Regions from separate parts of the Homo sapiens genome. Here regions 1 and 3 are each linked to region 2. Evidence: chromatin loops called from intact Hi-C (ENCODE). Cell type or tissue: endothelial cell of umbilical vein. All regions are shown on one strand.

The links. Hi-C counts contacts between places; a loop is a spot of excess contacts. Peaks named below come from ENCODE experiments on the same cell type or tissue, not always from the same donor. Only the 100,000 strongest peaks of a DNase experiment are listed, where the experiment ranks them.
Region 1: it touches region 2 in a loop (5-fold over the local background); 5 of 110 quality-filtered maps call a loop at or near these places.
Region 3: it touches region 2 in a loop (8-fold over the local background); 4 of 110 quality-filtered maps call a loop at or near these places.

Annotation. Positions count from the first base shown.
Region 1 is chr19:50,605,731-50,610,730 of GRCh38, forward strand. No RefSeq gene overlaps it. Among named protein-coding and RNA genes, the nearest start is that of SNAR-F, 3.3 kb to the left of the region's middle. In endothelial cell of umbilical vein, CTCF peaks have their summits at 689 and 2,512 (motif pointing right); a DNase peak (open chromatin) is centred at 2,451.
Region 2 is chr19:50,655,770-50,660,769 of GRCh38, forward strand. C19orf81 (chromosome 19 open reading frame 81) reads left to right here. Exons shown (of 5, transcript NM_001195076.2): 2 at 281-353; 3 at 457-577; 4 at 2,220-2,359; 5 at 3,178-3,537. The coding sequence ends at 3,373. It overlaps SHANK1 (SH3 and multiple ankyrin repeat domains 1), which reads right to left. Exons shown (of 24, transcript NM_016148.5): 24 at 3,486-5,000. It also overlaps a transcript of SYT3 not described here. Among named protein-coding and RNA genes, the nearest start is that of C19orf81, 8.8 kb to the left of the region's middle. RefSeq lists an enhancer at 2,102-2,171 and a silencer at 2,392-2,481. In endothelial cell of umbilical vein, no CTCF peak of the experiment used is centred here; DNase peaks (open chromatin) are centred at 2,502 and 3,372; H3K4me3 peaks cover 1,207 bases; H3K27ac peaks cover 1,023 bases.
Region 3 is chr19:50,535,657-50,540,656 of GRCh38, forward strand. All of the region lies in intron 2 of LRRC4B (leucine rich repeat containing 4B), which reads right to left. Among named protein-coding and RNA genes, the nearest start is that of ASPDH, 24 kb to the left of the region's middle. In endothelial cell of umbilical vein, a CTCF peak has its summit at 2,239 (motif pointing right); a DNase peak (open chromatin) is centred at 2,215.

The DNA.
Region 1 (5,000 bases), 50 kb before region 2:
TCCACCTGTGACCGTGGAGTCTTTTTCTGTCACTTCCGTCTCTGTCACATCCCCTCTGGTCGCTCCTGGTCGGAGGCCCTGCCTCCCTCGCCTCAGGGCCCTTCCCGGTCTCCTTCTCTTCCTGTCATCCCTGGCTCCTTCACAGCGTCTTTCCTTCCTTCTCCGAATCGTCCTCTGCTCCTCTGGGTTTGTGCCTGCTGGGAGCTCTGCCCCTGGGAGCTGTTTCCTCCGCTCAGTCTCTGGGTGTTTCCTAGGGGGTCTCATGCTCTTCTAGGCCTGTCCTGGGGCAGAGGGGTCGCCCTGAGGTCCATCAGTCAGTCTGACCATCTCCTTCGAACCTCGAGCCTCTCGCCTCGCCCCGCCTGACGCCCTTTCCCGCCCTTTATCTTTCCCTTCAGGATAAAAAATAAAAAGAGTCGGAAGCAGCAGCGCCTAGGGCCGAATCGCCACTTTGCAACAGGTGCGCGCGGCGGGCCCGCGGGCTGGCGGGAGCTCACACGAACTCACGCGCGAGCTCGCAGGCCGCGGCGGCCGGCTGGCGACTAGTGACGTCGCAGGGGCTTGTCCCTGCCTTACTGGCTGCCTTCGACCAGCGCGCGCTTGCTGGAGTAGACGGCCGCGCCTTTCCCAGCGCCAGGGGGCGCTCAGCGCTAGAGCTCACTGACCCTGGGAGCCCTATGGAGAGACTCGTGTCATCCTGGCAACCCTGTCCTACCTGATTGGATGCCTGCTGCAGTTCGTTGGATCCATTACTCTGATTGGATGCTTGGTGAGTCAAGGCTTGTATATAATTGGATGCCTGGAACTATGGATCTTCCCTACCTTTCGCATATCTCTCTCTTAGCGGGATTTCTTCCGCAAGCACTGGGGATGTGGACGTGGAAAGTGACTGGCGTCTCCGTGGGGGAGTGAGGGGTGTTGCACACGGTGCAGGTACCCGGCGCGAGTTAGAGGTCCCTATTGGCTGCTCTCTCTCAGATACAGGTCACTTTCCTCCTGCCAAGATGCGCCATGGAACGCAGGGCCCTCGCTGGCCCTGGGGACTGGGTGATGTCACGGGTGAGCCTGTCGTGATTGGCTATATCGCTGTGCCTAAGACCAAAGGAAAGAAAGGAGAGCCCGGACAGCTGGATCCGCCGTGGTTCAGGGTACACGTTATAGGCCAACCTGGTCAACAATGATTTAAAAAAAAAATTTTATTGTTCCCTATATCATAACAACAAAATATAAAGGGAGGAAGACTTCAGAGGAAGAAATTGCGTCTTCCTAGCCGTTTTTAAATTACTTCAAAAAAAAATTTTTTTTGGACGAAGTCTTGCTCTGTCACCCAGGCTGGAGTGCAGTTGTTTGATCTTGGCTCACTGCAATCTCCGCCTCCTGGGTTCAAGCGGGTCTCCTGTCTCATTCTGCCAGGAGGTTGGGATTACAGGCACACGCCACCGCGCCTGGCTAATTTTTGTATTTTTAGTGGAGACGGAGTTTCACCATGTTGCGGAGGCTGGTCTCGAACTTCTGACCTCAAGAGATCCTCGCCTCTTGGCCTCCCAAAAAGCTGGGATTATAGGGGTGAGGCACCTTGCCTGGCCGTCTCTCCCGTATTTCTTAGACCCCTTCATCTCTGTCCTGGCCCCTGGGATCTTTGTCTTCGTCACCTCTCTAGTTCGCTCCCATCTGATTCACTGTCTTCTCTCTCTGGTCCTGTCCCCTTTGCCTACGAATGTATCCTCTTTATTGCTGTTGATCCCACTGCTGCACTGTCCTCGCTGCTGCCTTCTCACAGTCCTGTCGCCGTCCCCATCCTCTTTCTCAGTCCCCTGTGCCGTCGGGCGCTCCACCTGTGACCGTGGGGTCTTTTTCTGTCCCCTCGGTGCCTGTCACAACCCCTCTTGTCGCTCCTCCCCTGCCTCCCTCGCCTCAGGGCCCTTCCCCGTCTCCTTCTCTTCCTGTCATCCCTGGCTCCTTCCCAGCGTCTTTTCTTCCTTCTCCGAATCGTCGTCTGCTCCTCTGGGTTTGCGGCTGTTGGGGACTCTGCCCCTGGGAGAGAGAAATGCGAAACGTATTTCTGGGAGCTGGAAGCTGTTTCCTCCATTTAGTCTCTGGATGTTTTCTAGGTGACCACAGCCTCTTATAGGCCTGTCCTGGGGCAGAGCGGCCACCTTGAGGTCCATCAGTCAGTCTGATCATCTCTGTAGAACCTCGAACCTCTCGCCTCGCCTCGCCTGACGCCGTTTCCTGCCCTTTATCTCTCCCTTCAGAATTAAAAAAAAAAAAAAAAAAAAAGACAGTCGGAAGCAGCAGCGCATGAGCCCCAATCACCACTCTGAAACAGGTGCGCGCGGTGGCCTGCGGGCTCGCGGGAGCTCACGCGAACTCACGCGCGAGCTCACAAGCTGCGGCGGCCGGCTAGGCGACTAGTGACGTCACCGAGGCTTGTCCCTGCCTTATTGGCTGCCTTCGACCAGCGCGCGTTTGCTGGAGTAGTCGGCCACGCCTTGCCAATCGCCAGGGGGCGCTCAGCGCTAGAGCTCCGCGACCCTGGGAGCCCTATAGAGAGACTCGTGTCATCATGGCAACCCTGCCCTACCTAATTGGATACCTGCTCCAGTTGGTTGGATCCATTACTCTGATTGGATGCCTGGCGAGTCAAGGCTTGTATATAATTGGATGCCGGAAATTTGGATCTTTTCTACGTTTCGCATTTCTGTCTCTTAGCCGGATTTCTTCCGCAAGCACTGGGGATGTGGAGATTGAAAGTAACTTGAGTCTCCGTGGGGGAGTGATGGGTGTTGGGCACGGTATGGGAACCTGGCCCGAGTCTGCGGACCCGATTGGCTGCTGTCTCTCAGATACAGGTCCCTTTCGTCCCGCCAAGGGGGGCCATGGAACGTAGGGCCCTCTCTGTCCCTGGGGACTGGGTGATGTCAGGGGTGATTGGCTACATCGCTCCCCAGAAGGTGAAATGGAAAAATTGAGAGCACTTTCCCACCAGCTTCGGTGGCTCCATCAGGTTGTCCTGGCGCACAAGCTGGCGATGCTATGTGTTTGAAGCTAACCTGGGCAAAATTGAAAAAAAATTGTTTTTTCATTGTTCCGTCATAAAGGGAGGTCTCGACAGGAAGAAATTGCGCTTCCAATAGAATTGTTTTTAAATTACTGCAATATATCTTTTGAGATGGAGTCTTGCTCTATTGCCTAGGGTGGAGTGCAGTCTTATGATCTCGTCTCACTGTAACCTCTGCCTCTTGGGTTGAAGAGAGTCTCCTCTCTCACCCTGAGGTTACAGGCGCACACTACCACACTTGGCTAATTTTTGAATTTTGGCTTCTTTTTGAGATGGAGTCTTGCTCCGCCGCTGAGGCTCAAGGGCAGTGGTGCGATCTTGGCTGACTGCAACCTCTGCCTTCCGGGTTCAAGTGATTCATCTGCCTCAGCCTCCCGAGTAGCTGGGACTACAGGCACGTGCCACCACGCCTAGCTAATTCTTTGTATTTTTAGTAGAGAAAGGGTTTCACTGTGTTAGGATGGTCTCTATCTCCTGACCTTGTGATCTGCCCGCCTCAGCCTCCCAAAGTGGTGGGATTACAGGTGTGAGCCACCGCTACCTGGCCTTTTAAAAAATTTATTTATTTATTTATTTATTTTTATTTTGAGGCGGAGTCTTACTCTGTTGCCCAGGCTGGAGTGCAGTGGCGTGATTTTGGCTCACTGCAACCCCCGCCTCCCGGGTTCAAGCAATTCCTTTGCCTCAGCGACCCAGTAGCTGGGATTACAGGCGCGTGCCACCATGTCTGGCAATTTTGTGTATTTTTAATAGAGACGAGGTTTCCCCATTTTGGCCAGGCTGGTCTTCAACTCCCGACCTCAGGTGATCCGCCCGCCTCCGCTTTCCAGACTGCTGGGCTTACAGGCGTGAACCACTGCGCCAGCCTCTTTATCCCTTCTATACTGCATACCCCAAGTTGCAAACTGTTATTAGAGTGAATACCTAGGGGCAACTTGGATCCTTATAATGGACACCTGATATTTTTGCCTGAGTGACATCTGTTATCTCTGATTTTCTTCTTCATTAATAATTTTTTTTGGAGCAGTCTTAGGTTTACAGGAAAAAATCGAATGAAAAGTACCGAGAGTTTCTACATCCCCCTTCATCCCTTCATTGCCCCTCATCTTCCCTGTTAACATCTTGTGTTACTGTGCTACGTTTGTTACAATTAATAAGCCAGTATTGATACATTATTATTAGCTGAAATCTGCAGTTTACATTAAGGTCCACTCCTTGTGTGATACCTTGTACAGTCTATTTTTTTTTTAATAAAGTATTTTTTTGGTTTTTTTTTTTTTTTTTGAGATGGAGTCTTGCTCTGTCACCCAGGCTGGAGTGCAGTGGCGCGATCTCGGCTCACTGCAAGCTCCACCTCCTGGGTTCACACCATTCTCCCGCCTCAGCCTCCTGAGTAGCTGGGACTACAGGCGCCTGCAATCACGCCTGGCTAATTGTTTGTATTTTTAGTAGAGACGGGGTTTCACCGTGTTATCCAAGATGGTCTCGATCTCCTGACCTCATGATCTGCCCACCTTGGCCTCCCAAAGTGCTGGGATTACAGGCGTGACCCACCGCGCCAGGCCTTTTTTTTTTTTCAGTTTTAAAATCACAGCAAAATTGAGAGGAAAGTCCATAGTTTACATTCAGTTTCTCTCTTAGTGTTTTATTGTCTATGGGTTTGAACAAATTTATAATGACATGTGTCCACCATTATAGTATTATGCAGAGTAGTTTCACTGTCCTAAAACTCCTCTGGGCTCTGCTGATTCATCCTTCCCTCCTCCCAAACCCCTAAAAACCAATGATTTTTTTTTAACTGTCTCTATAGTGTTTCCTTTTCCAGAATGTGGTATAGTTGGAATCATACCATATGTAGCCGTTTCGTATTGGCTTCTTTCACTTAACAATATGCATTTTAGGTTCCTCCATATCTTTTCATGGCTTATTATAACTGATT
Region 2 (5,000 bases):
CTGCTTCCTCCTGCCTTGCAGGCTCCCACTGGCGCCCCTGTTAGGCAGAGCCTAATAGGAACCCAGCTGTTGAAGGAGAAATGTGGTTAGTAGAGTCTCAACCCAGGCATCACAGAGCCGGTGTCATGGGGTGGAGTTTGGAGCTAAGAGACAGTAACTCAACATCTGGCATACAAGCTATTCTGGGTGTGGCATGGGCAAGCAATTGGTGATGGCCATTTAAGCAGAATCATGGCTGAGGAGGGCTCAGGGCAGCTGACACTGGGTTCTCTGTCCTCAGGAGCCCTCCTTATGGACCTGGAGACCCCAGAGGAGATGCAGGCTCGGAGCCTGGGCAGGCCCATCAAATCCTCGTGAGTTGTCCCTGGCCCCCATGACCTCTATCTTCCGCCTCCCCAAATGTGATGGCAGTGAACCCTGACCTCAGAGGTCCCTGCCTGTTCGCTCTCTCCCTAGAAAGCAGTACCTGCGGCAGGTCATTGCAGAGTACGAGGCACTGGACCGAGAACTCCCGTGCATCCGGAAGTTCCCCACACCACCAGCTTCCCAGCCCCTCTGCCTCTGCATGGAGACCTTGGTGAGTGGACCTGTGCCCTTATTTTCTGCACAGTTTTGGTGGGGTGATGGGAAGGGCACAGGCTGAGAAGCAGTGTGGCCAGAGTTTAAATTCAGGCTTTTGGCTTATAAGCTGTGGGCTTGCCACCAGGACAGTTTGCTGAAAACTGATTGTGAATTTGTCAAAGGGTCAGTCATGAAATCTACTGCTCATGTCAGAGGGGAGACCAACGGGCAAAGAAAGGGGAGGCTGAGGGGGGCAGGGAGGGAGGACAAAAGGAGTCCTACTAATCCACTTCTGTAAAGTTTACAAATATAACAAAAACTCAAGAAAAAGCCCATGTGTGTCGGGTGCGGTGGCTCACGCCTGTAATCCCAGCACTTTGGGAGGCTGAGGTGGGTGGATCACTAGAGGTCAGGAGTTTGAGACTAGCCTGGCTAACATGGTGAAACCCCGTCTCTATTAAAAATACAAACATTAGGCAGGCGTGGTGGCAGGTGGCTGGAATCCCAGCTACTGGGGAGGCTGAGGCAGGAGAATCGCTTGAACCTGGGAGGTGGAGGTTGCAGTGAGCCGAGATCGTGCCACTGCACTCCAGCCTGGGTGACAAAGTGAGACTCTGTCAAAAAAAAAAGGAAGGAAGAAAGAAAGAAAGAAGGAAGGAAGGAAGGGAGGGAGGGAAAGGAAAGGAAAGGAAGGAAGGGAGGGAGGGAAAGAAAGAGGTCATGTTTTTGACAGATTCAGTAAACTGGTCCTCCCTGCCTTCAATCAGAAGAGGTATATATGAGAGTCCCAGGCACTCAACAATTGACTGAGAAGAGCTGATGTCAATAGGTGCTTACTGTGTGCCAGGCACAGGCCTCCAAGGTACCCTCTCAGCTAATCCGTGTAACTCTCCACCCTGCATACAGGGATTGCTGTCCTCGTTTTAGGGATCAGTCTCCACCCCATCACTCCACTTCTTTGTGGCTTTGAGCAAGGGACTCTCCAGCCTCCCCTCTCACCCCAGTCAAGGAATGACTTTCTGGAAGTGACATCATTTTTCAGTGAAATCGTGAAAATTTTCATTTCATTTTAGTTCCTCAGCAATTTTATGTGCTATGACAACTGTTATCACCCTTGACATGCTAATCACGTGATGCAACTGTGTTTAGTGATCAGTCCACGTTTCTGAATGTTAAATAGATTGACAAGACATCAAAACCCCTATGACCCTTATCTTTTGACTACTGAACATTCTTAAAATGCTAATACGAATATAAAAGGAAAGGTGTGTAACTTAAATCCTGGCAGAAATTTTCAAGAACTTTCAGGCGCATCCATTGCAAATTGCTGGGAAAGTTTTTGGTAGATTCGTAAAGTTGGCTAAGTTGGTGAATCATTCAGCCAACTGTTCATTGACTTTGGGGCAAATTGGCTTGGTGAGAATTGATTTTTTTGGAGAATGACCTAGAGTGATAGTAGATGCTTTCCCATCTGAGAGATAATCTGTCGTCTCCTTTGACCATAGCGACAGTACCCTGGGATTAAGAGCGATCCTTGCCCCTCAAATGCCACCTGGAACTCTGTGGCAGGTTCTGCAGGTGGGGTCTAGGGTGGTGACTTCTGAACCCAAAATGAACCAGGAGGCCACGGGCTGAGGTTCTCTCTCCGACACCCGCAGCCCGAGGAGGATTTTACCCACCTGGAGGTGCTGCAAGCCCTGGAGGCCCAGTTACCAGGGGCCATGGAGAGCGGGCGCGTGAGCAGCATCCGCTTTGAGAACATGAACGTCATCTGTGGGACTGCTGGGCGCCGGAACCGGTGAGTAAGCGGCGGGGGCGGGGCCTGGAGCGAGCGGGAGGGGCGGGGCCCGGGGCGACCGGGTAAGAGCGTGGTTGGTTTTAGAGCGCTGAGGGACGTGGCCAAGAGTGAAAGCATGAATGGGCGGGGCCCGGGGCGACTAGATAAGAGCGTGGTTGGTGTAAGGGTGCTGAGGGGCGGGCCCCGGAGCCACTAGATAAGAGCGTGGTTGGTGTAAGGGTGTTGTGAGGCGGGGCGACAGTGGAGTGACAGCTTGGGGGGGCGGGGCCAGGAGGGACTAGATAAGAGCGAGATTGGTGCAGAGCCACTGAGGGGCGGGGCCAAGAGTGAGCGCGGTTGGAGGTAAGGTCCGGTGAGATCAGAGAGAAGGAGGGATCTCGAGTGAGTAGGGGCCCGAGTTTGAGTGACCCAGTAGTGACCGGGATAGAGGTCTGAGCCTGGAAAGGCAGCTGTGAGGGGGTGGAAGAGACTGAGCACATAGTAGGTGTGGGGCCAGGGGTGATAGGGTGGGGACAGGCCTGGAGTGCCTAGGGTAGAGCGCAGCCTGCAGTCGCCAGTGGAGGGTCGGGCCTTTGGGCGGTTTGAGATGGAGCCTCGACAGACAGTGATTAGGACGCAGAACCAGGCTAAGAGAGCGTAAGGAGCCTAGAGCGACCCAGGCGAGAGGGCAGGGCTGGAGGGGAGTTTAGGGACGGAGCGATGGTCCGCTGGACCAGGGCCTGTAAACGACTCCAGGGACCAGGCAGGGACTCTTCGACGATCAAAGCCAGGGCTGAAACGACCTGCGAGTTCCTTTTCCGTCCCCACCCCCCTTACAGGTGGCTCATCGCGGTCACGGACTTCCAGACGCGCTCGCGCTTGCTGCGCTCCGGGCTCAGTCCCCGCGGGCTTGCGCACCAGATCGTGCGCCACGACGACCTCCTGCTGGGCGACTACCGCCTGCACCTGCGCCGCTCCCTGGTCCGGCGGCGCATGCTCGAGGCCCTGGGGGCGGAGCCGAACGAGGAGGCCTGACGCCCGGGCGGGCCCCGGCAGCGCTTGCGCACCGCCCCGCGGGCTGGGGCCACCCACCCGGAGCCCCGGAGGACAGGGGGCGTTGCCTTCCCAGGAAGGAGGCGGGGCCGGCTCGAGGGGGTGGATACTGTGAGTTTAATTATAAAGAATGACCTGGTACAAAAGCCATTTCTCTCTGCAAAATCTTGGTGGGGAGTCAGGGGAAGGGAGGTGATGGGGGGTAGGAATGAACCCCCATGTTATAATCCCGCGTCCCTAATCTTCCTCCAGTCCCTGTACGTGGACGCCTGGGTCCCAATCCCTTGAGGGATGAACTGAAGCCCGCGAAAGGGAAGACCTGGGCACCGGGGCTTTCAGCGCGTGCCGAGCCCTGTCTCAGCGAGAATCAGACGTCCTCATCCGCCCCCCTCCTCTTCCCCTCCCACCCCCCCTTGGAAGACAATTCTCGGGCTTTTATTTCAGGTTTTTTTTCTGGATTTTTTTGTGTGTTCTAGGGGTTTTGTGTTTTTTTTTTCTGTTTTTTATATTTTCTTCTTTTGTTATTGTTCCTCTTTTTGCTTTTTCTCTCCTCTCCACCCCGCGCTGTCCCCGCATTCGGTCCCTCCCCACTCCCCACCCCGACCTCTCCTCCCCCCCCCACCCCCTACACCCTCCCCAACCCCGCGGCACCCATCCAGAATGAACGAGCCCTTGATAGACGGGCGCCGCGCAGGCCCCCTGCGGACTGGGGGCATCCGACAAGGGGGAGGGGGCGGGTAGGGGTCCAGCGCGGCCTCTGCCCCTCTCTCACCACCCCTCCCCCCTCCCACGACCCTCCCACGAGGTTCCCCGCAGATCCCTGACATGGTGAGGGGAGGGGGCTTGCAGCCCCCTCCCCTCATGGACGGAGCGCCCCCCCCTCTCGGGGGTAGGGGGCAGCAGAGGGGGAATGGGCTTGGGGAAGGAGGGGGAGCTCCCTTCTTTGGCAGCTGAACATGGGGGGGGGACCTGAGGGCAACGCCCTCCCCCCTTTACCCACAGCAGGGGAGGGGGCTTTTCAGGGGGAGGGGTGGCTTAACATTCCCAAGCCCCGGGAATAAGCGGAGAGAGGAAGCGTGCGGGAAGGAACAGCCATGCTGGAGGGAGAGGGAGCTTCTTGGAGTGGACAGGTTAGGAGAGGGCAATCTTCGTGCAAAAGGGATGGACAGATGGCCCAGGAAAGACAGAAGAGGGAGGATGTGAGGAAGGGTGAGGGCTGGAGGCAGGGAGAGGCTCGAGTGTGGAAGCATGGTGAGCAGGAAGCCAGTGTGCATAGGGTCTTCTCTCACCAGGAAGAGAAAGAGCTTAAGGAGGTAAGAGAATCCGAATGAGAATGGCCGCAAGAGCTGCTTGTCAACAGGAATAAAAAATAAGCGTGTCAGGAAAAGAAATGACAGTTACAGCCCAAGAGTGCATGGAATGAGATGAGTGTGCAAAAGGAAAGAAGTGGTAGAGCTCTCATCCAGGTAGAAAAGACAAGATGCGGTGTGCAGCCATGTCATGGTGCGCAAGAACATTATTAAAGGGGAGAAACAAGGCTTCCGGAGAGCACTGAAAATGCTGGGGGGGGGGGCGCGTGTGCAAAAGCAAGTGTGCAAGAGGGTTCACA
Region 3 (5,000 bases), 120 kb before region 2:
TCCAACAGGGACTTCCCTGATGCCATGACTGGCAGCACTGCAGGGGCCGTTGTGGGCCCCTGATTCTCACACTGACCCGGCTCAGGCCTAGACGTCCCTGTCTCCCTCCTCCCATTCATCCTCCTGGGAGTGGCCTCCTGAGCCCTTCTGGGACCAGGCCCTGGCCTGGGTGGAAAGTCTGGCTGGATGGCTACCCGCCTCCCACCCTTCCCCACCACCAGGAGCCCAGAGAGGCATCTGAACCTGGGTGTAAACAACAAGGGGATGAGATCTATATCAGAGGCATGTGCAAGACCAAGCAAGGCAGCAGGACTTTGCCTAAGGCACCTGCGGGTGGGGTGGGAGAGTGGGGTTAAGCTGAGGCACAGGCCATGGGCCTACACCGCTTCCTGGGCAGCCTTCCCTGGCCTCCCCTCACTATGTTCAGCTCAGCAGCCCCCCGCCAGCTCGTGCACGCTGCTACTGGACTTGTTTACCTTCCTTTTTTTTTTTTTTATGATGGAGTCTCGCTCTGTCGCCCAGGCTGGAGTGCAATAGCATGATCTCAGCTCACTGCAACCTTCGCCTCCCAGGTTCAAGCGATTCTCCTGCCTCACCCTCCCGAGTATCTGGGATTACAGTAACACATCACCACACCTGGCTAATTTTTGTATTTTTAGTAGAGATGGGGTTTCACTACGTTGGTCAGGCTGGTCTCAAGCTCCTGACCTCAAGTGAGCACCCGCCTCAGCCTCCCGAAGTGCTAGGATTACAGGCGTGAGCCACTGTGCCCGGATGAGACTTGCCGACTTTCTGAACGACCTCTTTCTGCACGCAGTGTCGAGAGGGCAGGGATCTCTGTATGTCCTGCTCTCTGGGCCTCGGGTGGTGCCTGGCACACACTAGGTGCTCAATAAACAAATCAGGGCTGCACTGAATGCTGCAGATGGATTAGCCGGGGCTGTTCAGACACAGGAGGGACAGCCCATGCAGGGAGAAAGATGCACGGGTCTCAGCTCAGCTCCTAGACTCGCCACGGGGTGGTGACGAGACCACGGCATCCTTGTGAGGATTAAACTGTCTCGATATCTGTAAGCCATGGAGAAGAGCGCCTGGCACAGGGCAAGCACATCTGTCTGTGACTATTTAAAGGCAGGGCAAGTTTCTGGAAGGGTGGGAAGGAAGGGGCTGGGGTAGCTTCTGGTGCCCAGTAGAGGGTGCCCCTGAGCTTGGTGTAGCTGGGAGCGCCAGGCATACTCATCCTGATCTGAGATGGGGACAGGGTGGCTTGCAGAAAGGTGTCCCCTAGGAGGAGTTGGTGTGGCGACTCCAGCTGGGTGTGGTGGCAGGGGTGTGTGGGTACAGGCTACATCTGGGAGGCTAGGAAGAAGCTGGGGCTTCCAGATGAGCAAGGACAAGGCCAGAGCCAGGCTGGGCTGTGGGGATGTAGACTGGGACTCAGTGGCAGTTCTGAGACTGAGTCACCAGGGTGCAGCGCCAGGGATAGCTACGAATTAGGAAGCATTACGAATCGCGTTGAAAAAACCAAGTTCTGCAGCCAGCCTGCCTGGGCCGAGTCCCAGCTCCGTTACTAACCATGGGACCAGGACCGTTTGCAAGTGTCTTAACTCTCCTATGCCTCAGTTTCCTCATCTGTAACATGAGAAGAATAGGACCTACTCAGGGGGCTGTCGTGAGGCTGAAATTCACTGACCCTGTAAAGGGCTTGGAGCAATGCTGGGGGCCCGACTGACATTCTCCCGCCCACCCTCGCTGAGCTGTAGAAATAATTGGTCTATTTTCTAGACGAGAAGGCAGGCTCAGAGAGGTGACTCAACGCCTTAGCGTCATTCGTGGAGGGGAGAACGCGGGTCTTGTGCCTCTCAGGACTCGCAGGCTGCTCAACAGAGATGTGGGACTGATACTCCCACCCAGCAGCCTGTCCCGAGGCTCAGGGGCCATGTGGCTTTGCAGGACGCCAAGCAATTCTACGCCTTTGTCAATTTAACTTTAACAGGTGTGAGCCACCGCGCCCGGCCGACTGTTCTTTTCTGTAAGTGTGCTGTGAGTCATCATGAGAAAAAGTTAAGAAGAAACTGACAAAGTATGGGAAATCCTATTTGAAAAGGGTAGAAACTGAGGCTCGGAGTGGTGACAAGGATTATGTGGGCCCCGAGATGGCGCTGCTGAGGGAATGAAGAGGATAACTCAGCTGGAATGAGAGCCAGGGAGGCCGCAGTTAGACACGAAGTCTCAGCAGCCCGGGAACGGACGGCAGAGGGCGCACTGCTCCCTCCTATCCAGAGGACCTCCTGGCTGCTGGTCGCAGGCCCGCGGCTGGGGAATGTCCCAGTTGACCTCAAGAGAGGTCAGCTCCTAGATTCCCCTCTACAGATCCTCCCTTCCGCCATTTTCTTTCTTTCTTTCTTTTTTGCCTTTTTTGAGATGGAGTCTCTCTCTGTTGCCCAGGCTGGAGTGCAGTGGCACAATCTCAGCTCACTGCAACCTACCTCTGCCTCCGGGTTCAAGTGATTCTCCTGCCTCAGCCTCCTGAGTAGCTAGTACTACAGGCACGCACTACCACTCCCAGATAATTTTTGTATTTTTGGTAGAGACGGGGTTTCGCCATGTTGGCCAGGCTAGTTTCCAATTCCTGACCTCAGGTGATCCAACCGCCTCGGCCTCCCGAAGTGGTGGGATTACAGGCGCGAGCCACCGCGCCCGGCCCTCCCACCGTTTTCTTCCTTAAAGGGCTCTAACTGGGAAAAGTCTGTCCAATCAAAAGCTCCATGTTTCATGCCCCTGGAGGGATCAGCCGCCTGGAAAATGCGAACTAGTGGGTAATTTAAAAGCTATTCTTGGTATTTGCCTTGATAATGCACTATGGCCGGGGTTTTTATTTGGTTAGTTTGGGTTTTGTCTTGTTTTTTTTTTTTTTTTTTTTTTTTTTTGAGACAGAGTCTTGCTCTGCCACCTAGGCTGGAGTCCAGTGGCAAAATCACAGCTCACTGCAGCCTCTGCCTCCTGGCCTCATGCAATCTTCCCACCTCAGCCTCCCAGGGATCTGGGACTACAGGTGCGTGCCACCACACCTGGCTAATTTTTGTATTTTTAGTAGAGATGGGGTCTTGCTATGTTGCCCAGGCTGGTTTCAAACTCCTGAGCTCAAGCGATCCACCTGCCTTGGCCTCCCAAAGTGCTGGGATTACAGGTGTGAGCCACCGTGCTGGGATTACAGGTGCGAGCCACCGCACGCCGCCTTTTTTTTTTCAAGACGGATTCTTGCTTTGTCGCCAGGCTGGAGTGCAGTGGCACGATCTCGGCTCACTACCACCTCTGCATCCTGGGTTCAAGCGATTCTCCTGCCTCAGCCTCCCAAGTAGCCAGGTGCCCGCCACCACACCCGGCTAATTTTTGTATTTTTAGTAGAGACAGGGTTTCACCATGTTGGCCAGGATGGTCTCGAACTCCTGACCTTGTGATCCACCTGCCTTGGCTTCCCAAAGTGCTGGGATTACAGGCGTGAGCCACCGTGCCCGGCCAGGTTTTGTTTTTTGTTTTTGCAACAGAATTACCATCCTGTAGCTGCCCCACTTTGGCTGTCTGGGCCTGGCTTCTCCACACTGACTCTCAGGGTGGGACAGACATATATACCTTCTGAGGCACATGGCAAGCCCATGGGGGCTACAGCTTGCTGGGCGACCTTGGATAAGTCACTCAGAGCCTGTGCCTCCATTTCCACGTCCATAAGATGGGAGAAGTCATCCTGCCCTCACAGGAATAAATGGGGTTAGATGAGCGCTCCCTGACCCCCTGCTCCAGATAAATGCTTTGAAATTTTTGTTTCTTTTTCCTCATTTAGGAAAAGGTGAGCAAATTCCAGTATAGCCTTTTTTTTTTCTTTCCAGCTTGCATAGGATTTTATACTTAGTATTTTTAAAGCTTAATTTGTTCTGATTATAAAAGTTATTGGCTGGGTGTGGTGGCTCACACATGTAATCCCAGCACTTTGGGAGGCCGAGGCAGGTGGATCACAAGGTCAGGAGTTCGAGACCAGCCTGGCCAGCATGGTGAAACCCCGTCTCTACCAAAAATACAAAAATCAGCAGGGCGTGGTGGCAGGTGCCTGTAGTCCCAGCTACTCGGGAGGCTGAGGCAGGAGAATTGCTTGAACCCGAGAGGTGGAAGTTGCAGTGAACCGAGATCGCGCCACTGCACTCCAGCCTGGGGGACAGTGCGAGACTCCATCTCAAAAAAAAAAAAAAAAGTTATTAAATGCTCTCACTGAAGAAAATCTAGAGAATAAAGAAAACATAAAGAAGAAATTAAATATCCCTGTAATACTAATGCAAAGAGAAAAGACCCTGTTGACCTTCCTGGGTGTTTCTCGGTCTTTTAAAATATATTGCTTAAGTTTTAAAAGTGAATTGGAGATCCTATTCACATTCTTTGAAAGCTCAGTATTACGTTTTGAGCATTTCCCCATGTCATCCACTATTATTTGAAACTCTGTTTTAAATAGCTGCATAATATTCCATTGTAATGGGCACAGTGATTCATTGAACCCAGGGGTCCGCAACCCCTAGGCCACAGACCGGTACTGGTGGGTGGCCTGTTAGGAACCAGGCTGCACAGAAGGAGGTGAGCAGCAGGCGAGCGAGCATTACTGTCTGAGCTCTGCCTCCTATCAGATCACTGGCGGCATTACATTCTCTTTTATTTAAATTACAAAAAAATTTTTTTTTGAGACAGAGTCTTGCTCTGTTGCCTAGGCTGGAGTGCAGTGGCACGATCTCAGCACACTACAACCTCCGCCTCTCGGGTTCAAGTGATTCTCCTGCCTCCTGAGTATCTGGGATTACAGACACCTGCCACCATGCCTGGGTTATTTTTGTATTTTTAGTAGAGACAGGTTTTGCCGTGTTGGCCAGGCTGGTCTCGAACTCGTGACCTCAGGTGATCCACCCACCTCAGCCTCCCAAAGCACTGGGGTTACAGGCGTGAGGCACCACGCTCGGCCA